Linked DNA regions of Homo sapiens: region 2 is linked to region 1. A link is a loop called in an ENCODE intact Hi-C map of the cell type or tissue named here. Cell type or tissue: heart right ventricle. All regions are shown on one strand. Links, peaks and the distances in the headings refer to the core of each region. The heading gives the core; the rest is flanking DNA. Region 1 holds the start of LOC107986116 (a long non-coding RNA gene). Region 2 overlaps LSAMP (limbic system associated membrane protein).

Region 1 (12,346 bases), core at 2,908-10,907:
CATTCCTTTCCAAATATTTATTAAGCACCTACTGTATGCTAGACACTGTACTAAGTGCTAGGGATATAACCATACACAAAATCAGCATGGTACTTCTTCTTAGGGAACTTATAACTGGATGTAGGAGACAGGTATTTAAACAAGCCATTGTATTAACTGCTGATGGGTAAAGAAGGGTCTGCTAGCCCAGCAGGTAGTTGTGTGTGTGTGCCCTGTGTGTTATCAGATAAAACTTTTAGTCAGAATTACCCAGGTACTTTTAATAGACAGCAGCAAAAGAAAACCTCTCTAGTTGCTATTCTTACAGCACCCACACCCTACCTGCTTAGCTGGGCAGGGAGCTCATGAGTCTTTAGAGTTGCCTCCAACAAAAATCTCTAACATGAATGCTATTGGTCCTGAGAAGGTCATTGGTATCCCTCATTTAAACATTTGGGCAGATGAAAGGAGTGAAGTCCTATGAATAAACTCCCAAAGCCCTCATTAGGCCAGCATCAGGCATTTTTTTAAAAGAGTTTTTATAGAAAATTCAAGCTATTGCCAAGGATAAAAACTTTAACTGAGCCCTAGAAGAGGCTTACCAGTTCAGAATGTGACTCAGTTCAACTGTAGACGACCATGATTTACCTCTTTGCTCAAAACTTCACCTAGAGACATACTATTCTTTATGATAACTTTTAGAGCTTGTGTGCTCTCCCATGATTATTATCTCCATATAGCTGTAAAGGGAAACTTACAGTCTGACCAGAGACGAAGACTTGGGAAAGCACTAGGGTATCTGAGGTTATCAGGCTGGGACCTGAACCTGCATATACAGAGTTCTGCAAGACAGATCTGATCTCGTAGGCCTCCCATCCAGGAATGAGCAGCTGTGCATCACTTTGACCAAACAATTATAGAAGAGAGAAGTTCCAGTTGTAGTCCATCTAGTCACTTCTCAGTGACCTTAATCCCCATAGAGGAGAAAAACTCTGACATGGCAGATTGACACAACTGAGAATCTACCCCTATTAAATCCACTCCTTCTGTACCATGGACTTCAACTGACTTTTAACATCTGGTTGGTTGCCCACCTCTATTCTTAGTTCAGACTATTCTTTGGTAGAAGATACTCATGTTTTAAAGATGTCCTCCCTGAGAGCTGAGACAAGTTTACTTATCACCTAGAAAATAATTCACTAAAGATTTGGATTTAGGTTTATGTCAGTTTATTTTCAAGATAAAAATCCAAAAGGCAACAAAGGAGAGAAAAAATTGGAAGCTTATATAGTTAAAATTTTATAATTCTTTAACTATTTCCAAATAAGAGATATCAGCATATCAAAAGTCCTCAATATCAACAATCTTAAATGAGGATTTATTGTATATAACCTAGCATGTTAAGGTGTTCAAGGGTTTCTTGGATTTAGGATCTTCATCTCTTCAGCCCTAATCTCCCCTTACAGGCTTCTTGAAGAAGTCATTCCAACATTCTTCAGGTGCCAGAAGGCTTCAAGAACCTGAAATCTAGCTTTTCTTTGACTTTTTGTGAGGACCCATTTAGTAAACCCCAACAATGATTTATGGTCAAACTAATACCTCAAAGTTTTATATTTGTCACATTTTTAATGAAAGTACTCTGATTCTATCTCCACTCCTCTTTGTGAATATCTTATGAATTTAACTCAAATTAACTGAATAATTTATGTAGTAAAGATATCCATGATAGGCATGAGAATCCTGGCATTTTCATTTGAAGAAATCAAGTACCCATAGAGGTCAAAACTTACATCAGACACTCAGGAAGCCCCTCTGATTATAGATGTAGAAGTCCCTTTCATACCACATCCATCTCCAAGGGCTAAAGCCACTACACAAATGGCTCGTGTTGAAAAACAGAGCCTGTTTGTTTCGGAAACTCTTATAAGCACGTTGTGGCCATATACTAATATTTAATGATGTCTTTCAATACTGTCCTTGCCCCAAACTTCATCCTGACCAGCCTGAGGCCCCATCACCTATTTTTTTTTTAATCTCTTATTTGAGAAGACCTAAACCCCAGTGCAGCTGTGGCAACCTAATGGAACCACATGATCCTCAAAGGGACATTAGGACAACAGCTAATTCATCAGTATTCTTGCTATCTATGATAAGTATGTCACCATTGTATGCTTTGAGCTGAGACAAAGGAGCTAGGAAATTTGTATCTTCCACATCAGCCTCAAATGCCCGCATGGTATAATTTCAATGAATGTAATGATTCTCTTGCTTCCATCTCAAAGCTCTGGTACCATTATTGTAGTTTTAGTGTATACAGCAAGACCATTTTGTACCTTTCTTGGAAGATATGATGACCCACTTATCCAGAAGAGCTTTCCAAAACATGCTCTTCTCAAACCATAGGATTTCCAAAGGTGAGTTATCACCTTGTTGTAGAGGCTTTTTGTCTACTAGCTGTATACCACCTCTATTTTTTATCCAACATTTCTAGGTGTTTGCTGCTCAGGTTTCCCAGGAGTGGAGTAAGAGAGGTGGAAGGTTTTCTGGCCCCAAATGAAAGGGGATATAAAAAATCCCACTCTTGTCAGGAATGTAGTCATAACTAGTTGTGAGCCTGTTTTATTTTTTAGATGAGCATACTTACATTAAAAAAATCTATTCATATATGCACACACACATACATACGCACATAGTTTGGCTCATTTTAGGAAGGACTTGAGGTGTCACATAAAAACATTGGTATAGGGGTTGCAAAGTGCCTATTTTGATGCCCTTTTAATTGTGACTAATATAACTTGAATTTCTTAATCAAGATTAATATAACTTGAACTTTTAAGGGAAAATGTCTATCTATAATTATTGAGATGCTAATTTTGACAAATTTTCCAAATATATGCTTAATTTTCCAGCTAGATTACAAATAACTATAGGGTAAAGATCATTTATTTAAGGCTCTTTGACAGCCTTACAACTGTGTTTTTAAGTAGAGGTTTTGAATTGTAAACGTTTCAAAGATGCTTGTGAAATTCTATGCCAATATTCTTAGTATTTTTCTTCAGTTTGCTCAGACATTATAAATCCTGTGTGAGAAATGAGGAGAAAATGGAGGTTGATATGAGGTTGATATAACTTGCCCGAAGGTCAGCCAGCAAGCGAGAGGAAAGGATGGAATTAGAACTCACACCCCTCAATTTTCCAGGCTGTTGCTTAGCCCACTGAACCCCACTGCCTCTGACTCAGTGTATTAATATAGACTGAAACACAGATTGCTTGAACATATGGCAGAGAGGATGAGAAGATAACATTCTGTGGCAGGATTCATTTCTCCAGGCAAGTAGATGTAAAGGCTGTTTTTCTGCACAGGATTCAGCAAGTGAAGCGTTAAGCACTTAAAAAAAATTGTCTCCAAATGATACAACTTTCCCCCTTGAATGAGATCTGTTTCTGGGCATTCAATGTCAGGAGAAGCCGGTAGACGTGGGGCCAGGAGGACTGTAGGCCACCCATAGGCTATGGTAAAAAATAAATAAGGATCTTGCAGAGCCCCAGAATTGTGCCTAGAGGGAGGAGTGCCTAATAAATGTCAGTTCCTTCTCCTTCCTCAGCAAACCATACCCTATAGTTAGGACACAAATTATAGATTTGTCTCCTGATCTAGATGTTTCTATCCTCTTTAGCAATAATCTGCAATATTCTATGTTCTTAATAAGACCTAGATATTTCTTTTCTCACTGTTACTAGATGCCACTAAGGGCTTCCTTCAGTACATTGGGCAAGTTACTGTGGATTTTAGCCTGAGATTTTTTCTTGTGAGACACAGCAGTATCAGGTTTGTAAGGAGACAGAGCTCAATGCATTCAAGGCATAGAGTCTAAAGGTCCAAAATTTTAGGCATGATTTAGGGTGGTGGTTTTCAAATTGGTGGATCCACCAAGAAGAGGAAAGTGAAGAGGCTGCATAGGGAAGGTTCAGTACCCCTCTTCTTTTCTTATATGTTGTAAATCTGTGCTGTATAAGAGTTTAATATAAAACTTTGGTTGGAAAAATTGAGGATTTTATAACTGAAAGACACTTTTAAAAGCCTGATTTAGGAAATGGTTGCTTTTATACAATAAAATGTAGTAGTTCGGAGCATGTGTGTTGGTTATAAGAATAATCTTACTTTGCATCTAACTAGCCTTGTGACCTCAGATAACCTGCTTAGCCTCCCTGTGCTTCAGTTTCCCTATCTACAGTAACTGTGCCTATCTCACAGGTTTGTAATGAGGCCTAAATGAAGTAATATATGGATGTGCTTGACATTGAGACTGGCACACACTAAACACTCACTAAAAGGTAGCTGCTGTTATAATTTTATCATCACTATTACTATTATTTTTGCTATTATTGTTAGATCTATTCCAAAGTTTGGATTTATTGCCTTTTTCTAGTTTGCAATTTAGGTAGAATGGCATGGGATTTCGATGATCTGAATGTGAATGGCAGGCCCCCCAACTCATGTAAAGGGAATATAAAATGTTCTGGTGGCAAAGGGAATATAGAGAGAGTCCATGGGGAGATGGTGTCTTGGGGTCTACGCCATGCTGACTGGTGAACATCCCTTATACCAAACTGAAGATTTGTGTCCCTTACTCTTATGAGCTGAATTGTGTCCCCTGCACCCCAAGTTCATATGCTAAAGTCCCAACCCTTAGTACCTCAGAATGTGGCTGCATTTGGAAGTGAGGTGTGTAAAGAGGTTAAGTTAAAATGAAGCCATTAGGGTGAGCCCTAATCCAATATAACTAGTTTCCTTATAGAAAGAGGAGGTTTGGACACAATGCCTACAGAAGACGAATAATATGAAAACACAGAACAACCTACAAGCCAAGGGAAGAGGTGTGAAGCAGAGTTAGCTTCCAGAAATGTGAGGAAATACATTGTTGTTTAAGCCACCCAGTCTGCGCTATTTTGTCATGTCAGCCTTGGAGATTTCAAATTTTAGTTTAATTCAGAGAACAGGCTTTTCTCTACCAATCCAAATGCAGAGAAAACACACCAGGGCCTGGTACTCCTTTGAAACTCCATTTCTGCTCTTCTTTTTTCCTAAGTAAAATTCTACTGATGCATGTTGTCATCTTTTAGGCATCCCCCAAGTCAGCATGTTAATTTTTTCCGCCAGTGTTTCATCTGATGCTCCCCACCACTGCTATCCTTTCTGAGCAATTGTAATGGCCTCTCTAGCACATGGTTGGCATGGCTTTCCACTTGCACTGTGGAACCTGGCATATTCACCACCTACAAGAAGGACTTAAAGAGTTATCAATTCAGGTTTATATCAGATAATAAAATGCCTGCCAAAATAATGCCCCTGGAATACTCTGAAATCAACTGTTAATAAAAGGCAAACAAAAAAAAATCGTTAATTTTTTTCCCCATGGAGAACTTTCTTTAAAAATCCAGCACAGTCAAAATGAAACAGCTATCAAAGAAAGCTCCCCCATTAGCTGTCAGTTCACAGCAACTTCAGTCAGCTGGTGTGCCTGCGCCTGCAGTAATATCTCCCCAGCATCCTCCCACACGCCCAACTTGACTGCTCTGTGCAAGCCACATTAAACCTGTCTGCCATCAATCCCCGGGTCTGCTTTTCAGCAGCAGCTTAACGAGGTAAGGGAGCTGGCATCACCAAGAGGCAAATGCTATTTCAGAGGGACTGGGAGAAGCTGAGAGAGGAGTGGAAGTGGAGAAAAGCTAGATATAGGACATTAAGCAACATTAAGCAAGCAGGGTTTTTCTCATAAGATCTTCTCATATTGTCATTTCTATGCAGATGTGTTTTCCAGCCTCCTAAAGTCAGAAGAGACAGTGGGAGATGAGTTAGGAAGCACCAAATCATAGCAAGCTGGCCACATTCACACAATTTTATCTTATGGAGAAACTGGAGGACACTGCCAATTCTCCTCTTCTCCCAGGATGAGCTACAACTTTAGGTCTGGGGCTTCCTTTAGAATTCGTAGCAAGAAGCACGAAGAAAAGCATAAGTTTTTGTGTTTGTTTTTTTCCCCTCTTAGACAAATCTGGCTTGAAGCATATTCACAGTGTATGTCACCACTAGGGAAGCTGATCTAGCCTTCTTCCCAGTGCTGCCAATGAAGGGCATAAGCCTCTGGCACTAAGAACAAAATGAAAAATGACTCAGTAACTAAACTGAAAAACAGTTCCCCAATCAATTCCCTGAGGCGGCAATGAGAACACCACGTGGGGCAGTTCAGCCTCCTTCCTCCACTCTCTTCTGAGAGGCCAGTTTCACAGATTGCTTAAAGACCACAGTAATTCTGGATCTGGTGGGGCTTCTGGGAATAGAAGCTAAACTTCTATTTGAAATGCCTCCCTCCTGCTGCTCTTAAATAACGCTGACAACAATAATCAGCATTTATACCAAGAGGGTCCTTCAGAACCTTTATTAAATCCTTTCAAATATACTCTCTTACTTCTATCCGGCAGAGAAAATATGCTTTGTGACAGGTGCCTAAAAGATAGCTGCATGGCTTTTGGGTCCTGGAACTACCTGTTGTCTAAAATAACACCCTTACTTGTGTCCAGACTCTGACAAATGACCAGCAAAGGCACTGGCCTGCACATTTTCTTGACCCAGCAAAGTGGTCTGCTATTTTTTCTTCAAAATCACATAAACAGTAAAGAGACCTTAATGATCGACTTGCCCAACTGCACAGCTGACGTTTGAATTAGAACTGCAATCAAATGGCCATTCAGTCTCGGCTAGAAATCCTGGGATGAAGAATTATAGAAGTTACTATCTCCTGCATGCTGGCTGTCACTGACCACCATTTTTTTCTTTCATGTGCTTAGGCTCTGTTTTTACTAATTCCATTGAACTGACTGCTTTCTCTAGAGGCAATGAGTATGATAGTACTTTATACAAAACAGGGCCAGTGTTGGAAGAGGAACATTTTCTTCATGTCTTTTATTATACAATTTGAGATAATTCTCTAATGACACACCGTGGCATAGTGAAGAGTGCTCTGACCTTGGAGAACGAAGATCCAGGTGTGAGTCCCAGCTTGATCAATTACTACCTTGTAAATAGGGAGGCCTATCAATCTCACTATCTATTTGCAAAACGGGAATAAAACTGTGTATGCTCAAGAGGGTTGTGAGAGAGTTAAACAGGATAATATATGTGAAAGGAATCTCTAAGTGGTAAATTGCTACATATACATAAGCTGTTTATTCACTTTTCAACTTTTAGGTTACTCCTTGGAAAATTGTGCCAAAGTGAGTAGAAAAGGGAAAGGGCCAAGAGCATAGTGATTTAATTAGATCCACAGGACATTGCCTTCGCATGGGTAGATGGAGCCCCCAGCCCTTTGGATTTCAGCACATTGATATGTGGTAACTTAATATGCAAATGATAGGCCTCAGAGGGCACCCAGTCTCCACATGTGCCAATTAATCAAAGGAAACAGTATCATCCTCTAATTCCACTAATTAGGGGATCATCCATAAGCTACTATGTTCTGAGCTACTGAGGTTTAATAAATTTGCAATAAATTATGAGTAATACATTAGCCAGGGACCAACTTACTACTGAGCGATAGGATGAGAGAAGGGTTCAGGTTATTTATATATTTAAATGGTTTTTTTTCCTCAATTTTCTTCTTCTGATTTTCTGTCCTAAAAGTTTCTGAACAACTTGATTGTGTGGGACCACAGGATCTCCATGTTTCGTTGTAACAAGGGGTCCAGAAATCATATATAAGTACAACTACTAAATAATGTGATTAGAATTTTAACACATGTACCATAATTAATCCAAATGATTGGTTGCTTCAAAACTGCCATTGTGTAAATTTGTACACTTGTTCTAATGCTACTACTATGACCCCAAATTAGGGAATCCTTTGAGAATTGCCTTCACATGCTTATTTATTCTTTTGAATCTTCTCAGAGGTGACAAATTGTTCTCTGAGAGTATATTTGAATTTGGAGGCAGTTAAAAGAAGTTTGAAAGTATTGTACTCTGGTTATTAAGGGAGGTAATCAAGCAGGATAATCCTGTTTGTGGTCAGTTGAAGAACCCATCCCATTACCCATGTGCTTGAATGAGGGGATAGATCATGCTAAGACAAAACTCTGACCATTAGATGTGACTCCAGTATGTGATTGAATTTGGCTGAGGGAATGGCGGGTATGACTACTTGAAATCGGTGTAAGAGGGTTTTAACTTCACTTAGAATACAGACATAAGAGGTAGAAGCTTTAGTTCTTGCCGTCTCTATACCCAGAATGATTTTTCCAATTAAGACTCTATCCATTCTTTAATGTTGGTTTATTTATTTATTTTTGAGATGGGGTCTTGCTGTGTTGCCCAGGCTGGAGTGCAGTGGCACAATCACAGCTCACTGCAGCCTTGCCCTCTTGGGCTCAAGCAGTCCTCCCACCTCAGCCTCCCAAATAGCTGGGACCACGGGCTCACACCACCACACCTGGCTATTTTTTTATTTTTTGTAGAGATAGAGTCTCCCTATGTTGCCCAGGCTGTTCTTGAACTACTGAGCTCAAGTGATTCTTCCATTTCAGCCTCCCAAAGTGCTGTGATTACAGGTGTAAGCCACATCACCCAGCCTTCTTTAGTGTTAGTTTAAATGCCATCTCAATTACTAGAGTTTTCCTGATAGTGTTCAATTGACAGTTTTTGCCCTGTTCTTAATAGCTTTTATTGTATCCTGTTTGTACTCTTATGGCACTTATTTTTGGTGTTTTATTTTATTTGGTTTTAAATAGTTATCATCACCTTTTATAGGTGGTAAACTATTTAGGAGTAGGATATGTGTCTTACTCATGTTTGAATCTCACATATCAACTAGAGTAAGCTTTGGGCATGATGATTAATCAATTAATATTAGTTGAGAAAATGAGTTATGGTACAGTGCAGCTGTCACTATATAAATGCAGCAATAGTCATATATACAGAAGTACATCCATGTAGGTACCTAATTTACTTACATGAAAATTACTCTCAATGGTGAAGTGTTAGTAAGCATTTCTTTTAAAATTAGAATGGTTCAAGAATGCCCTCTATCACTACTTCTATTCAGCATTTGGCTGGTGTTTCCAACCAGTAGTATAGGACAAGAAGAAAAAGAAGTACAAAAACTAGCAGGAAAGAAACAAAACATTCATTATGCGCAGATGATAAAATTGTCTATATAAAAACACAAAAAATTCCATACATTTTTGGGATTTAGACAGTTTAGAAAATTGGGTGAATACAGAATGAAGAAACAAAAATCAAACGCATTTCTAGATAGCAGCAAAAACTTAGCTTGAATGGGGATATTTCTAAAAAGGTAACATTAACAATAGTAACAATATTATACCAAATGTAGAGATAAATCTAAAAAACTATATGCTGAATCTTTAGGCATAAAATCACAAAACATTATTGAAAGCCATTAAAGAAGACCTCCACAAATGAAAATTGTACCATATTCATGAGTAAGAATACCTAATATTATTAAGATATCAGTTATTCTCAAATTGACCAACAGATTTAATGTGTGACCTTTTAAATTACTGTTGAACTTGAAAAAGTGATTCTAAAATTTATGTGCATGAACAAAGAGCATACAGTAACTAAGAAATACCTGATGGCAAAAAATACGATATGAGAGAGGGTCCTGATTTATTAAATAGCATACCTACTTATAAATATTAGGCAAGTATATATTTGATATATACAAAGAAAGTATAAATAGACATAGAAATAGATTACTACTTCCCAGAAACAGATATCTACAAAGAAAGGAAATATGAATATTACAGAGTTGGCATTTCAGATAAGTGGTAAACATTTAAACTATAACAATTGTGCTGAGACTATTAGTTTTTAATTTTCCAGGGGAAACAAATGAAATTGTAATCTTACTCAAAATGTACAGAAAATATCAATTCTAACTCATTGAAATGCAAAAAAAAATCAAAACTTTTAGAAGAAATCATAGGAATATCTTATAACCATGGGGTGAAGAAGGATTTCTCAAATAAGATACAAAAAGTTTAAGTCATAATAGAACAGATTAATAAATTCAAGTAAATTAAGCAAAATATCTCTTTTCATCAAACAGTAATTGAAAAAATAAAAAGCTATGATACCAACTAGAAGATTTTTGTATTTTAGGTTTTTTTTTTTTTTGCAGTTTATATAACTGGTAAAGGGTTATTTTCTATATGAATACAAAACTCTTAAAGTCCAAAAAAGAAAGACAAACAACACAAAAATGAAAAATATAAACAGGTAGCTTATTTAAAAATTAAAATAATAATTATGAAAAGATGAAACTTTATTATTAATCAAAGGCATACAAGTTTTTAAGATGGCATAATATTTTATAAATAGCATTTTGACAAACCTTTAAAAGGCTGATAGTTTTGAGTGTGGAAAGTATGTAGAGAAATACAAATTATCTTTAGTTGTATGTATGTATAAATTAATATAAATTAGTAGAACCACTGTGGCAGAAGCTGCTAGTTATCTGCTAATATTGGTCTTTCTCTTCTTTCTCAGTAATAAGATTTCTCTATTGTTAGCTGGCTCCATGGCAAACTGGCAGAAAACTACATTTCCCAGTTTGCCATGTGGGGCAAATGTAACCATATGGCCATGTAAATTCTGACCAATAGGATGAAAATAAAAGTGTTCTGTACATCTTTAAGGAAGGGACTATGCACCTATTGGGTCTTTCTCCTGTTGCCAGCCAAAATGTGGATACACTGGCTGGAGTTCCAGAAACCATTTTCGATCTTGACAGATAAATTTGGGAATGAAAATTGTTCATACAAGTTAACCTATACAGTACATGAAGCCTTGATCTCGACACTGTGGAGTGCCTTACCATCTCTGGAATAACCACCTCCAGGCTTCTTGAACCTGAGATAGAAATGTATGACTATTTTATTTAAACTCCTGTGATTCTGAAATTTTTATTAGCCACAGCAGCCTAAACAAATCTTAACCAATATAACCACATTAGAAAAAGATTTGACCTTCCATAAAGTTAAAAGTGTGCAAATTCTGTAGTCCCACAGTTTTCTGCCTTAAGTATATGCCTTGAAGAACTTTATCCTTACATGCATCAGGAAACAAAAAAAATGTTCATAACACCATGGTTCTAAGACCAAATATTGGAATAACCAAATCCATGGATGGAAGAATAGTTAATTTCATTATGTTTTTATCCAATGAACTACTAATATGGAGCTAGGAATAAACTCAACCTCTGAAGAAACCATAAGCATAATATGATCCATAAGCATAATGTTGAATAAAAATACAACAACAAGAAAATTTAAACAATTTATTATTTGGAGGATACATACATATAGGCAATTTATAAGTAAAAGCAATGCAATAATAAGCCTAAATTTCAGGATAGTGATTAATAAAATAGAACCTTATCAATATCTTTGAAATTCTGTTTATGCCCCTCCCTGGTGGCATCCTGAAGGAAGGGGAAGGGGATGAAACCAGGGAAGGGCATAACCAGAACTTTAAAGATATAGGTAAGGTTCTATTTTTCTTAATCTAGGTGCTCCTCATTACTTATGCAAATTTCTGCAGCCAGCTTGAATTTCTCGTCAGAAAATGGGTTTTTCTTTTCTATCGCATTGTCAGGCTGCAAATTTTCCAAACTTTCATGGTCTGTTTCCCTTTTAAAACCAAGTGCCTTTAACAGCACCCAAGTCACCTCTTGAATGCTTTGCTGCTTAGAAATTTCTTCCACTAGCTACCTTAAATCATCTTTCTCAAGTTCAAAGTTCCACAAATCTCTAGGGCAGGGGCTAAATGCTGCCAATTTCTTTGCTAAAACATAACAAGAGTCACCATTGCACCAGTTCCCAAGAAGTTCCTTATCTCCATTTGAGACCACCTCAGGCTGGATTTCATTGTCCATATTATTATCAACATTTTGGTCAAAGCCATTTGACAAGTCTCTAGAGAGTTCCAAACTTCCCTACATTTTCCTTTCTTTTTCTGAGCCCTCCAAACTGTTCCAACCTCTGCCTGTTACCCAGTTCCAAAGTCGCTTCCACATTTCCATTTATCTTTTCAGCAGCACCCCACTCCTGGTATTTACTGTATTAGTCCATTTTCATACTGCTGATAAAGACATGCTTGAGACTGGGAAATTTACAAAAGAAAGAGGTTTAATGGATTTATATTTTGACGTGGCTGGGGAGGCCTCACAATCATGGTGGAAGGCAAGGAGGAGCAAGTCACATTTTATGTGGATGGCAGCAGGCAAAGAGAGAGCCTGTGTAGGGAAACTCCCATTTTTAAAACCATTAGATCTCATGAGACTCACTC
Region 2 (12,346 bases), core at 2,586-10,585, 58 kb after region 1:
TGTGAAAGTCATATGCATTTAGCATGTGCACCAATTTAGGATGGGGTTATATCTGGATAAGCCCATCCTAAGTCAAGAGGTGTGTGTATTAGTTTAATGCTTTGCTTTCTTATTGAACTATAAGCTTCATTTGTGCAAGGACCATGTCTGTCTTGCTCTTCCTTGTGTGTTTACAGAGTGAACACTGTAAATAATTCTTGCCAAATGAACAAATTGTGAGATGGAGGTCAAGATTAATCTGAGTATAATTCTGTATTGATGGATGACATATTTTAAAACCAATATATAACTAAGACACTGAAAATAAAACATAAGATTGTTCTTTATCTATTTTCTCCTCTTTTAAAATAAAAAATAAAAATATTGAAAAATAAAAAATGCAAGAGATAAATGAAAGCAATTAATAGAATAAATTGAGTCATTATTCTCTTTTGAATGTTACTGCATGGCCAACAGCCTTTACCTGCAAAATGCATACCTTTGACTAGTACACATGCATATGCTACCAAGTTTGACTCACTGAATCTTCTGGAAGGTCCACACAAGAAAGCCCCAGAGAAATAATTTCCTGAAACTTGAACTGTAGAAAATGTGTTCTTTGTGTTAAATATGAAATCATACTAATTCTAACATGCTAACTTGAAGGACCGGATGTTACTTGCAACAGGTACTTCTATAATGCAACTTAAATAAATGAGTTCAGTTTAACATTACATATTTCTCTCAAACCCATGAGGTCAGAGTCTAGGCTGGTCATATTGGGTGAGTTACAATTAGAAGTAAAACAGATGAGAGTAATAGCATTAATAGAATTAAAAAGTACCATCAGTGAAGGGTTCAGACTTGGAAATGAATTGAAAGTGGAATCTCAGATCAAGTGGTTAAAACCCAATGTCCAATGAGAAAATGGGATTTCATGCTCTTCAGACTCCTCTTAGCTTCTCCAAGCACAATATTTTCCCACTCACTCCATCAAATTGCAAAATATTTTTAAAGTGAGATCTGGTTTGTGGCTGAAAAAGAAAATTACACAGTATCTCTTGGGTTGTTCTCAGCCTAAAGGGTTAAATCCTCAGTGTGCCTTTTGAGTTTTTCAGTGATAGAAAACTACGGAGGTTGTGTAAACCTTTGCAGAAATGAAACGCATAGAAACTCTTTCTGTGACCCTGAGCAATCCTGACAACACATGATGCACATTTGAGAAAGGGACTTCCTCATGAATGTGAGAAGAAAGACTTAGAAACGAAGTTAAATGAAGATGGGAGCAGCATTGCTCACAGAAGGAAGATCAAACACTCCATAGAAAATACACGTTACAGTGCAATTGCCCTCTGGGAGTCACAGGATTATGAAAGTCTAACTTAATTAAGGGAGAAAATAGGTCACATTTAATAACTACATGTGTGACACATCATTTTGAACTATATAACTGAAGAGGGGAGAAAAATTAAGAAATCAGAAATATAAGAAGGCATGCAGAGAATGCATAAATGTCTTCAACTTCATCTAATTCAGGTGTTTTTTATTTTGTATGTATGAAAAATTCACCATTCTTCTAATTTACCTTAAGCACTTGCAGTATACTTGAAAAGGAAATTTCAGATGCAAAAAGAAAGAAACAAACTGGCCTTACCCAATTTTTTTTAAACTAAATTAAGAGGTAATAAATATTGTCTTCCTAAAAATATACCATGCATATTTCTTTCTTTTCTTTCCCTCATGTCATCAAATGACAGATAATCAGGTATTGTGAACCCTGCGTAGAATCTTCCCCTATCCAGGGCTCAATATCCCTGTGGGGTCGAGTTAATTACAGGTATATTTCCTTTGCAAGACAGTCACACTCTGTACTGTTGAAGACACAATTAATAATTGAACAAAGCTAACCATTTTTTTTTTTCCTTTCACATGGCCACGGGTTGCAGGCAGCTTTGCTGTCACACAGGGAGCAGAGTCTCTTCTTTGGGTCTCTTCCACATAGCTTGTTTGTAATCTCCAAGAAAGACTTCACATTACAGGCTGAAAAGAATCACCTACGGTTTCCATATTTTGAAAGAAATTTTTAAAAACCATGAAAACAAACAAACAAAAATCCTAGTTTCCTTTATAAAATAGCAAAGGAAAGTTCTCTCTCCTGTCACCAGGAATATGATTATGATCAGTTGGTTATTTAGGTCACATGTGAAAGAAATGAAAGAGGAGGCATGGGAATGTAAGGGAGAATAGTAGTCTGCCCTCAAGTCTGCAAACGCAATAGAAAGCTAGTTTTGCATGTGCCAGAATAGAATCTGACCTACAAAGTGGGCCTAGATAGAAGACTGTAGAAGAGTAAAGTTGTTTCCTTTGAGATGTCTGAAGGAGCTTGGTGGGGGATATCCCCAAAGCCCTACTTGGCCATGGATGAGTGCAGCAAATCCTTGTCCTATGTCCCAAGCTATGGCCTTGAGCAGGAGTCTATAAACTTCCCTGTAAAGGGCCTAATAGAAAATATTTTACATTTGTGGGCCAAGTGATCTTTATTGCAATTATTCAGTGATGCTGTTTTAGAACAAAAGCAACCATAGAGAATTTGTAAATGAATGAGCATGGCTGGGTTGCAGTAAAACTTTATGTGTGTACATTGAAATTTGAATTGTATATATATAGATACAGATATATTTTTGCATGTCAAAGAAATAAAATTATTTTGATTTTTTTCCCATTTAACAATTAAAAAACTATTCTTCACTTGCAGGCAGTACATAAATGGAGCAGACTAAATTTGATACATAGGCTGTGGTTTGCTGACCTCTGTTACTGACTATTGAGAATCCCTGTGAGTGTATCTATTTTCCTGGTTGATATTGAAGCCTCCGGGGTCCTCTGAGTTTATGTAAATACAGCCTTTATTCTTGAAGACATGGCTTGTCCTCTGGTCTTTTGTTGACTTGAAACATCATAGAAAAACAAGCTATTAAGGGGTCAAGTCACATGTTCATTATCATGGGAAAGTTTATGAGAGTTAGTTATGACTACCCAAACTCCTAGACAAGGTGGGAAAGGCTCTGAAACTCTGGTTCCACATCAGAAGTTTTATAAATTCAAGGGATAAAAAGGAATCTATCTTTAAGTTCAGTTCAGCCATAGCAAATTTTTCTTGAAAAGCCTATTTGCTAGTCAGTATTGTGCCAAAAGAAAGTGTCTTTCTATTAATGCAGTTCATTATTTGATTATAACTTGAATAGAATCTTTCTTCCTTTCTAACTCCCATTTCCCTTCTTTTATCTACCACCTTGTTCCACGTAAGAGTAAGAAATTATAAATAGTATATTTACATAGACATTTAAGTTAATTAGAAAAGGTGAGACAAAATAAAAATAATGGTAAGAAAACAAGATGATAGCAGAAGTGTGATCTGAAATGGACTTGATCCCATAAACTTCTACATAGCTTGTTTATAATCAATTTTTAATGTGTAATTTATGTATAATAATTTATATATTTTTACAGATGGTCCATAAATTTGGCTGTAAGTTTACTAACAGTCAAACAATAAAGGACATACAATCACTTATGAAAATTCACTGGGTCCTTTCTTAAAAAGCAAACGATTGCTTAGGAAAAAAGAAAGTAGAGATATTGAAAAACAAAACAAATTTCCTCAAATGGTCTTTTCAAAGGAAAACTATGTAAAACAATTAACAATCTCTCAATTATAACATTACAGTAAACACAATGATTTTAGAAGGTGTCTTTTATAATATCCTTAAATATGAGCCAATAGCTTCTATACCAAATTGCTATTCAGTAAAAGCAATGCTACTTGGGACAGGGGTAGGTGGCATGGGATTGGAGCCAACATAATGCCATCCAAGTAGAACGTGCTCTGAAGGTTTAATTCATTCCAAGGGAAAGATATAATATCTACGTTCATACTCGAGACAATCCTTTATACATATTTTTTTTCCACATGAGGTATAAAATAAGTATGCGAGTCAATGAGTTTAAGATTGCTCTCCCAAATAAGTGTCTCATGTATATATTATCAATAAATGAGAAATTGCCTGTGTTAATAAGGATGGGTTTTGAGTGACACTTTCTCAAGAAAATAGAGGCCTTTAATAAGAATACCCGCCTAAATATAAAACCATTCTATAGGTTGGTCCAAATTTTACTTGAGAAATTAATTTAGGATCTAACATCAAAGAGAGGACCCATCTTTTCACACCACACAATACAGATAGTTTTAAAGACATTATAAACAAATACTATCCTGGTCTTTTAGAAATGTCTCAGTTTAGCTCCTGTTGTACATCCAGTCTTGAATAATATTTTTATGGTGTTCATTTTAAAATGAATATGTTGTAACAAATCTCTAGTTACTTATATGAGGAAATTTTAAGTGACTATAAGATATAAATTAGTTAAATTTGTGAGTTCTCTACAAAATCAATAATATTTTATAAGAATAATTCACCTATTGCCTATCTTTCTGGAAGATTTAAATAGAAGGCTACATTCTATAAAGACTGTGTTATTTGACAAGACATGGTTTTGCATACCAGAAAATGTAATTGGTAGAGTAGAGGAGTATGTATGTACCTAATCTTAAATAATTTGCTCAAACATTTAAAAAAAGTTCAAAAAGCAGGAGGCCTGGGAACCTTTTTATGGCGATGGTGGTGAGAAGGGGAAAGAAAGGATGTTGAAGACATTCCTGGGAAATGAGTTTCTGATTTTGACTGAATTAGTATCAATAGCTGGGACTCATAATGAGTTCATGCAGCTTAGTCCATGTCTGATGCACAGAACCAGATGCCAAGGGCAGGACAATAAAAGTCAGAAACAATTCTGTATTTTCTTGATAGATTTCTTCACAAGGTGCTACAAGTTAGAAAACTGTAGTTAAAAGCCAAGCAAACAAACATACAAACAACTATGTAAAATTAATTCAGACAAAATATTGCCCCAAGACACTGAATCACCAAACTGGCATGTATTTTACATATAATATCAAGCCATTTAATGCTTCTGTATTTGTTGCATTGTGGGTGGGGGGGGGGGGGCTGTTCTATTGAAACTGAAATTTTACAGATAGATAGATCTCTTGATAGATAGATAGACAGATAGATAGATGATAGCCAGATCTACATATATATTCAGTACAATGATTGTAAACTTTATAGAGATTAACACGTTAGCAAAGACCATGAGGACCCTAAATAAATAAAATAAAAAAGTTGCCATTCTGTTAGTATTTTAATAACAAGATAGATGCATGACCTTCTGATTCAACAGAATTTCAATTCTGATTCTGAATTGAATTGAAATTTCTGATTCAGCAGAATTCCAGGAGCATGAGCATATTTTAAACAGCATGTGGCATATTGGAACCTGGAGTATTGCTTACCAGTTGGTGTAAGGTGTCTCCAGGTGATAACAGGTTCAGGACGGCCATTGGCCATGCAGACCAGAGTCACGTTGCTGCCCTCATTCACAGTGACATCCGAGGAGATATTGGAGATCTTTGGTGGGACTGTGAAAACAAAAGGAAATGGAATATGTAACCATGTCAGTAAGATTAGGCTTGTAGCCATACAACTGGAAGTGGCAAATTCAAGGTTTTATAACTTAATTTGAATTTCTGTGTTAAGAAGTAGGATGCTTTTAAGACCCATGCTTGCCATCTGCTTACCAAATCCATAAGTTGTCCTAAAGCACTACTATAAGGTAAGAACACCCTTCACAAAGCCATCTGAGTGCTGTAGGAAATACACAAAGTAGTATGATGAAAATATCTTAGCTTTTAAAAATACTAGAATGGACCTTATTTAGATATTAGACAGCATGCACATTTATGTAAATTAATATTATCATTGTTATTTAAATTTATTTTCTTATGTATATATAAATAAATATAATCCAATGTCTTCTCCAAGTACCAGCAAAAGAAAAACAATGCTATTTAGCATAAGATTACATTACTGTATTATTAAGATGTGGCAATACCTGGTTACTTATAATCTAGCAACATAATGAACATGGATTAATCACCACAATAGAAAGCATTTAAATATCATCTTTGTGTATAACAGGCTGCATGAAGTATCTTAGAACTTAAAACGTGAATTAATAAGGCCTATCTCACAGACAGGTAGACATTCAAAAATACTATTACTTCTAGTACTTCCAACACCACTACTACTAACAATGTAATTAATAGCTAGCTTTAATCAAACATTTATTATACCTAAAACCCAACATAGAGTATTTAACAAATATTACTTCAATAACTTCTTACAATAAAGAAATGATATCCTATGAAGTTTTTATTTATGGGTAGGAAACTGAGGCATAGAGGGGGCTAGGTGAGGGGCAGAAAATGAGTTTGAATCCCAGCCAATTCAGGGCCTTTGCTCATAAGCACTACTTGAATGAAACTTCCTCTTCACAACCCAGGCTACCAGATGGCTGAAAACAACAGAAATTAGTTTTTGGTGACGTGAGAAATGAGTCCTCAAGGGCTAGCTGTACTGCCGTCTGACTTCCTTCATTAGTGTTCAGGGTGGCAACATTAGATCACACGTCGGTAGGCTTAAGTGGGGAGTGAATTACTCACAAATTTCATCACAGAGGTTATGCACTGATTACAAATAGCAGGGTTTATAGTTTGACTGTGAATTTCTTCTTTTTTACTCACTTGTTTGAGCTGTCCCTGAGAAAGTATGTGTCTGGGGGAAGGAGAAGGACAAAAGAGCATGAAGGAGTTCAATAATGAATTGTATCTTTTCTCATTCTTACTGCCCATTAGAGACTCTGTGTAGTGACGAATAAAACAGGAACATTTTCTGCTTGCAGAAGCAAGCACCTGACAGCCAAACGATCCCTGCAAATCTTCATTAGGAGACACTGATGGTACTTGGGCAACTGACTGGTTCAGAGTGTCACAAGGAGGAAGCAGGATGAGGACCCTCTCCACCTCAGCATTCCACTCTTGTAGGGCCTCTGGGTAGGGGACTGGTCATTACCAGTCAAACCCAATGGCAGCAGACTGTAGTTGATTCCAAATATTTAGCAATCTCTATTTACAGAGTTCCTAATCCTCCCTTTAGCTATTGGGGTTAAGGGTCGTTTTCTCATATTCACACACTGTCTTGCAATATGTTCTTACAGACTTTTGCAGTGAAAACCTGAAAGATCATATACATTTTACAGGGAAGAATATCAGACACAGAGAAAAATGATGGCTTGTTAAGGATGAGCCCACCAAGAACTATGGCTGGACTTAGAATTCAGAGCTCCTGAATGTCCAATTATTCCGTTATTTCGAGTTCACAGTTACTAATTCCCAGATGAGTAGGCTAGTGCTCTGAACATCTTCAAAACAACTGCAATGAACTATAAATCAATGATAGTGTTTCAGAACATAATGTGGACATACTAGGTGTCATCCTCAACAATCCAAAACCTATCATAGAAAGCTATATAGTAATTCTAAGAGTCCACATTACTAAAGTTGTAGTTACATGTGAATTGCAACGCAGGACACAGGGTAAGAAGAAATATAGATATGTTCTGATAAAAAAGGCTCTATATCCCTAATATAAAACCATGCAAATTTATAAAACAGAAAAAAAATCCACAACTAAAAAAAAATCCCAGAGAATTACTACCTGTGGTGCAATTGACTCACAATCTCTCTCTCTCGGTGTTTTTTTTTTAAATAAAAGGAGATAGAGCGAAGACTTTGCATTTACATGTCACACCAGTTAAGCCACTTGTTCAATTTCACATAGACAGGTACTGATAAAGTTGGGAATAAAATCTAGAATAATTGACTACAGGGCTATGTTCTGGCCACCAAACCACACTGCATCTCCTAATTAAGGACAATCTATTCAAGTACTGAGTCTCAGAGACTGGAGATACAGAAAGTGTTTGTGCTGAATAGTTAGGAATGTAATCACGCTGTATCAGTGTATCCCATGTGCCTCTGGATCTCTTTCAATGGGTCTTACTCCATCATTTGTTTTCCTACTTTATTTTGTACTAGCTTCCTCCCATAAGCATGTACATATGATGCAGTGTTTTTTGCTTTCAAAAGAAATTTCTCCCTAAACTCTTATTAACTTCTTTTTTTTTTTTCTTTTTTCCTGTGACATAGCTTTCAGGAGATCCTGAGAACATGTGTCCCTTTTTTATTTTTATTTTTTTCCCATCTTATTTACTTTCAATCTCTCTTTCCAAATCTCTTGCGGGAATTGTTCTACACCACATCGTCATTTCCCATCCACACCTCAACCTTCAGTGCAATCTGGATTCTCTCCTTAACCTCAAATGAAATTACTGTCAGGAAGCTCACCAATTATCATATTGTTTCTAGGTCTATGGACAATTTCTGTTAGCTTGTTTTTCTCTGAAGTATTTGGCTCTGTTGATGCTCCTTCCAGTTGTTATTTTTTATTTCCCTTGGATTCTAGGACACCAAACTTGACTGTTTTTCCTCTTATCCTTGTAGTCAGCCTTCTCAGATTCACTCTTAAGCTTATCTTGTCCTTTCCTTAACTATCTGTATTTAAGAGTTTGATCACTTACCTCTGTCTTCATCTCAATCTATACATTCATCGAAGGATCTTACCTATTTTCTAGCTTCAGAAGCTAAAGCAATCAACATCTGCAGCCCAGATATTTTTCATGATTGTTATACCTACATTCCAATGGACTATTCTGTATCCCTATTGTTTGCCTCACAGACACCCAAGTTTCAACAAACTCAGGACTAAAGTCATTACCTTCATTCCCACCAAACACTTGTGTTTTATTATCTTAGTTAACAGTATCATCAGGCAGAATTGTCTAAGCAAAAAAAGCAAAGCATCTCCCTTGACTGCTCTCTCCCCTTGACCACACTCATAAAAAATTGATCCTCATGTTCTGTTGTTTATGTCATGTTCTGTGGTTTATGTCATGTTCTGTGGTTTATGTCATGTATGGAGGATCAATTTTATATAAGCGTGATGTATATATACATATATATGTGTATATATACATATGTGTGTGTGTCTCTCTCTCTCTATATATATATACACACATATCAGATTCATTCTTTACTCCCAGTCCCTACTCCCACTAACCTTGTTTCAGACATCAACATTTCTTTCTGGGATGGCCTAAATTACTGAAATGAGAAAATATTAAAAATGGTTTCGGCCAGGTACGGTGGCTCACGCCTGTAATCCCAGCACTTTGGGAGGCCGAGGCAGGTGGATCACAAGGTCAGGAGATCGAGACCATCCTGGCTAACACGGTGAAACCCCATCTCTACTAAAAATACTAAAAAAAAAAAAAAAATTAGCTGGGCATGGTGGTGGAAACCTGTAGTCCCAGCTACTCGGGAGGCTGAGGCAGCAGAATGGCTTGAACCCAGGAGGCGGAGGTTGCAGTGAGCCCAGATCACACCAGTGCACTCCAGCCTGGGTGACAGAGCGAGACTCCGTCTCAAAAAAAAAAAAAAAAAAAACGGTTTCTTTGCCTCTAGCCTTCCTCTCTTCATGCTCACTGCCACACATTCACCACACTACAATCAGATATTTTTTTCCTAAATTGCAAATATGAATATAATATCTCTTGATTAATCTCATTGTCCTCAAGATAAAATCCAAACTTTTAAATACGGTTTAATAGGTCATTCATGATTGGCCCTGCTTATCTCTCCAGCCTCATTTCCTACTCCATTTGCATTGCATCATCTGGTGGGATCAGGCAAATTTTGGCTTCTGAAATGTGCTCTCCTCACACTCTGGCATTTGACATTATATTTCTTCCTACATGAAATAGTCTTTCAACTCTTCATGCAATTACCCTCTTTCCCCTTTCAAATTTCAGCTCATCAGCTTGTCTCCTTACTTGTTTACGAAAGACCTTCCTGTCATTCCCCACCCTGCCTCCCACTCTGCTCCTGGATCCACAATGGGTGAAATGCCGTGCTGTGTTCTCACCTCATGCCCCACTCTGGAGGCCATATTGGGTGAAATGCCCTGTGTCTCACCCTCACAGCACTGAATCATGACAGCTGGGTTACTTACCTGTGCCTTTCACTAAACTGTAAGACGCACAGTGTTTTCTAAACCACTGAATCTTACAGAGCATGGTGCTTAGAACATAGTAGGTGCTCAAAAAGTGCTTGAAAAAAATTCACTTAGTTTTTCCCAACTCTTTACTTCACTCAAGAAAGGTATCTCACAGAATTTTTGTCAGAAAGGAATAAGTTTTCATTTTGAACCAGTAAAATAGAGCTCTTATCAATATTTATTTAGCTACCCCTTTAGTCATCTATTTCACTATCAACTTATTTGACTCAATAAAAAATATTAACCATGAGGCAGAGGAGTGTCTGTATATTTCAGGAACATAGGAACCAAGAAGAACTTGGTGTCTAACTTCTTCAACTACAGGCTTTTCTGAGTTTTAACGTCTTTGTTTCTTTTTCTGTGAGGACGGAGAAATAGATAGATAGATACAGATATGTCTTTCTTAGTGTAATAGTTTAGTATTTCTTTCCTAGTTTCCCATAGCCCTCCATAGAATTAAGTTTAGATAATCACCAATAACATCAGGTGGCAATTCAAAAATTTTATTCTATTACCCTATAAAATCTTTATAAAAATTCTGGGAAGTAAAATGTATTATTATTATTATTATCATTATCATTATTACTACCACTACTACCATTTCCCACATGTGGGCAAAGGGGACAAAAATGGGTAAATATCACATAGCTAATGAATAATACAGCTAGAACCAAAACCTACAATTTGTATGTTTCACAAACTTTACTCTTCCTCTAGATCATATTCACTTCTGAAAAAGTGGTAGAGATGGTATTTTTTCTTTAGTTTAATTCTCAGGAGAAATGACTGCCTAGAAAGTACTGTTTAACATAATACTCTTATTTGAATCAGCAAATGTTAAGTTTTTTATTTTTCAAAATCACTGTAATATTGATTTATGCTGAATTATTGCAGCATTGTAGTACTCTGTGTAGTGTTTTCTTTTCTTTCTAGACAATCCCTTAACAATTCTTATTTACAGAATATTAGTGTGATTTATTATATTTTCCTATATATAATGCCATGAACCATTTATTCAATGTTTTCAATCTATTCAGTTTCAGTGATAACTACATTTGTCTGGATTATTTTGTTTTTCTTACTGATTAATGAGAGCTACTTATATTGTAAGGAATTGACCTTTTGTTGTCATGTAGTAATATTTACAATTTATTCTTTGGCTCTTACTTTTTTGTTTATGATTATTTTTGTTTTGCTGAAGTTTAAAGCTTCTTTGTTGTTGTATCTATTGATCGCTCTTTTGTTATTTCTTCCATTGCTTTTGTGCATAAATAATGCTTTTCCAACATAAGAACAGTTAAATACTTATCTCAATTTCTTCTTTTTATTTTAATTGTTTCTTTTTTTATATTGAATTCTTTGAATCATATGGAATTTATTTCTGGTATGAGAAATAATCAGAGTTTTTTCCTCCCTATAATTTTTTAGCCAATGTCCACAATACCATTTGTTGAATGATGTAAAGTGCATATACTCTTTTGGTTTTCAGAATCACCCTATAAAGTGCTACCAACCTGGCCAGCCCAGTATTTCTGGGAAACATGTAAATATAGACCTTACTTACCATGCTAACTAATTCAACCAAAATATTTTTAAAATATATCATTAATTTTTTGAATACCACACTATTATGTGTTAATTTTAAAATTTGAATTATTAAATGGGTAATATTCTTTATTGAAATGCACATAAATTCTGCATTAAAAAATACACATTTCTTTCTTTTGTTTTTCTGTGTGCATTGGTGTGATCATAGTTCACTGCATCCTCAAACTCCTGGGCTCAAGCGATTCTTCTACCCTGACCTCTCAAAGTGCCGAGATTACAGGCATGAGCCATTGCATTGGGCCTACATATTTTTTTTCTATTTAGTAAAAATTTAATGGTGATTTCTGAAATAATGCCAAAATCTAGGTGCACCTAATAATATAGACTCCCTCAGCTATGCAATGGGGCAGGCTTAAGTAAGATCATGACACAGTCAGTCTGGCTCTGCCACCTGTTTTTCTGTCCCTCCTTATTGTCTTTGTAGTTCCTTTATCCACCCTCTACCAGATCTCCAGGGTCTGCCCTGACTCTTACGGACCCAGAGTTGACTGTCCAGAGTTGTTTGTACAGTTCTCTAGGTTCACAAATCATCCCTTCTTCTTTTTGTGTAAGACTAACGTTTCTTATATATGCCAAAAAGTGGAAATGGAGACAAAGTCAGGGACATAAGTGGAATAGACATATATGAT

The links. Peaks named below come from ENCODE experiments on the same cell type or tissue, not always from the same donor. Only the 100,000 strongest peaks of a DNase experiment are listed, where the experiment ranks them.
Region 2: a loop joins it to region 1, with 9 times the contacts of the local background. A loop is called at or near these places in 1 of 110 quality-filtered maps.

What each region holds. Positions count from the first base shown.
Region 1 is chr3:115,955,448-115,967,793 of GRCh38, forward strand. All of the region lies in intron 3 of LSAMP (limbic system associated membrane protein), which reads right to left. The region is part of intron 1 of LOC124906269 (a long non-coding RNA gene); the gene reads left to right. LOC107986116 (a long non-coding RNA gene) reads left to right here and starts at 5,435. Exons shown (of 2, transcript XR_001740859.3): 1 at 5,435-5,625. In heart right ventricle, for the core only: no CTCF peak of the experiment used is centred there; no DNase peak of the experiment used is centred there; H3K4me3 peaks cover 706 bases.
Region 2 is chr3:116,014,126-116,026,471 of GRCh38, forward strand. LSAMP (limbic system associated membrane protein) reads right to left here. Exons shown (of 7, transcript NM_002338.5): 3 at 5,390-5,515. All of the region lies in intron 2 of LOC124906269 (a long non-coding RNA gene), which reads left to right. Among named protein-coding and RNA genes, the nearest start is that of SNORD155, 120 kb to the left of the region's middle. RefSeq lists an enhancer at 6,330-6,529. In heart right ventricle, for the core only: no CTCF peak of the experiment used is centred there; no DNase peak of the experiment used is centred there.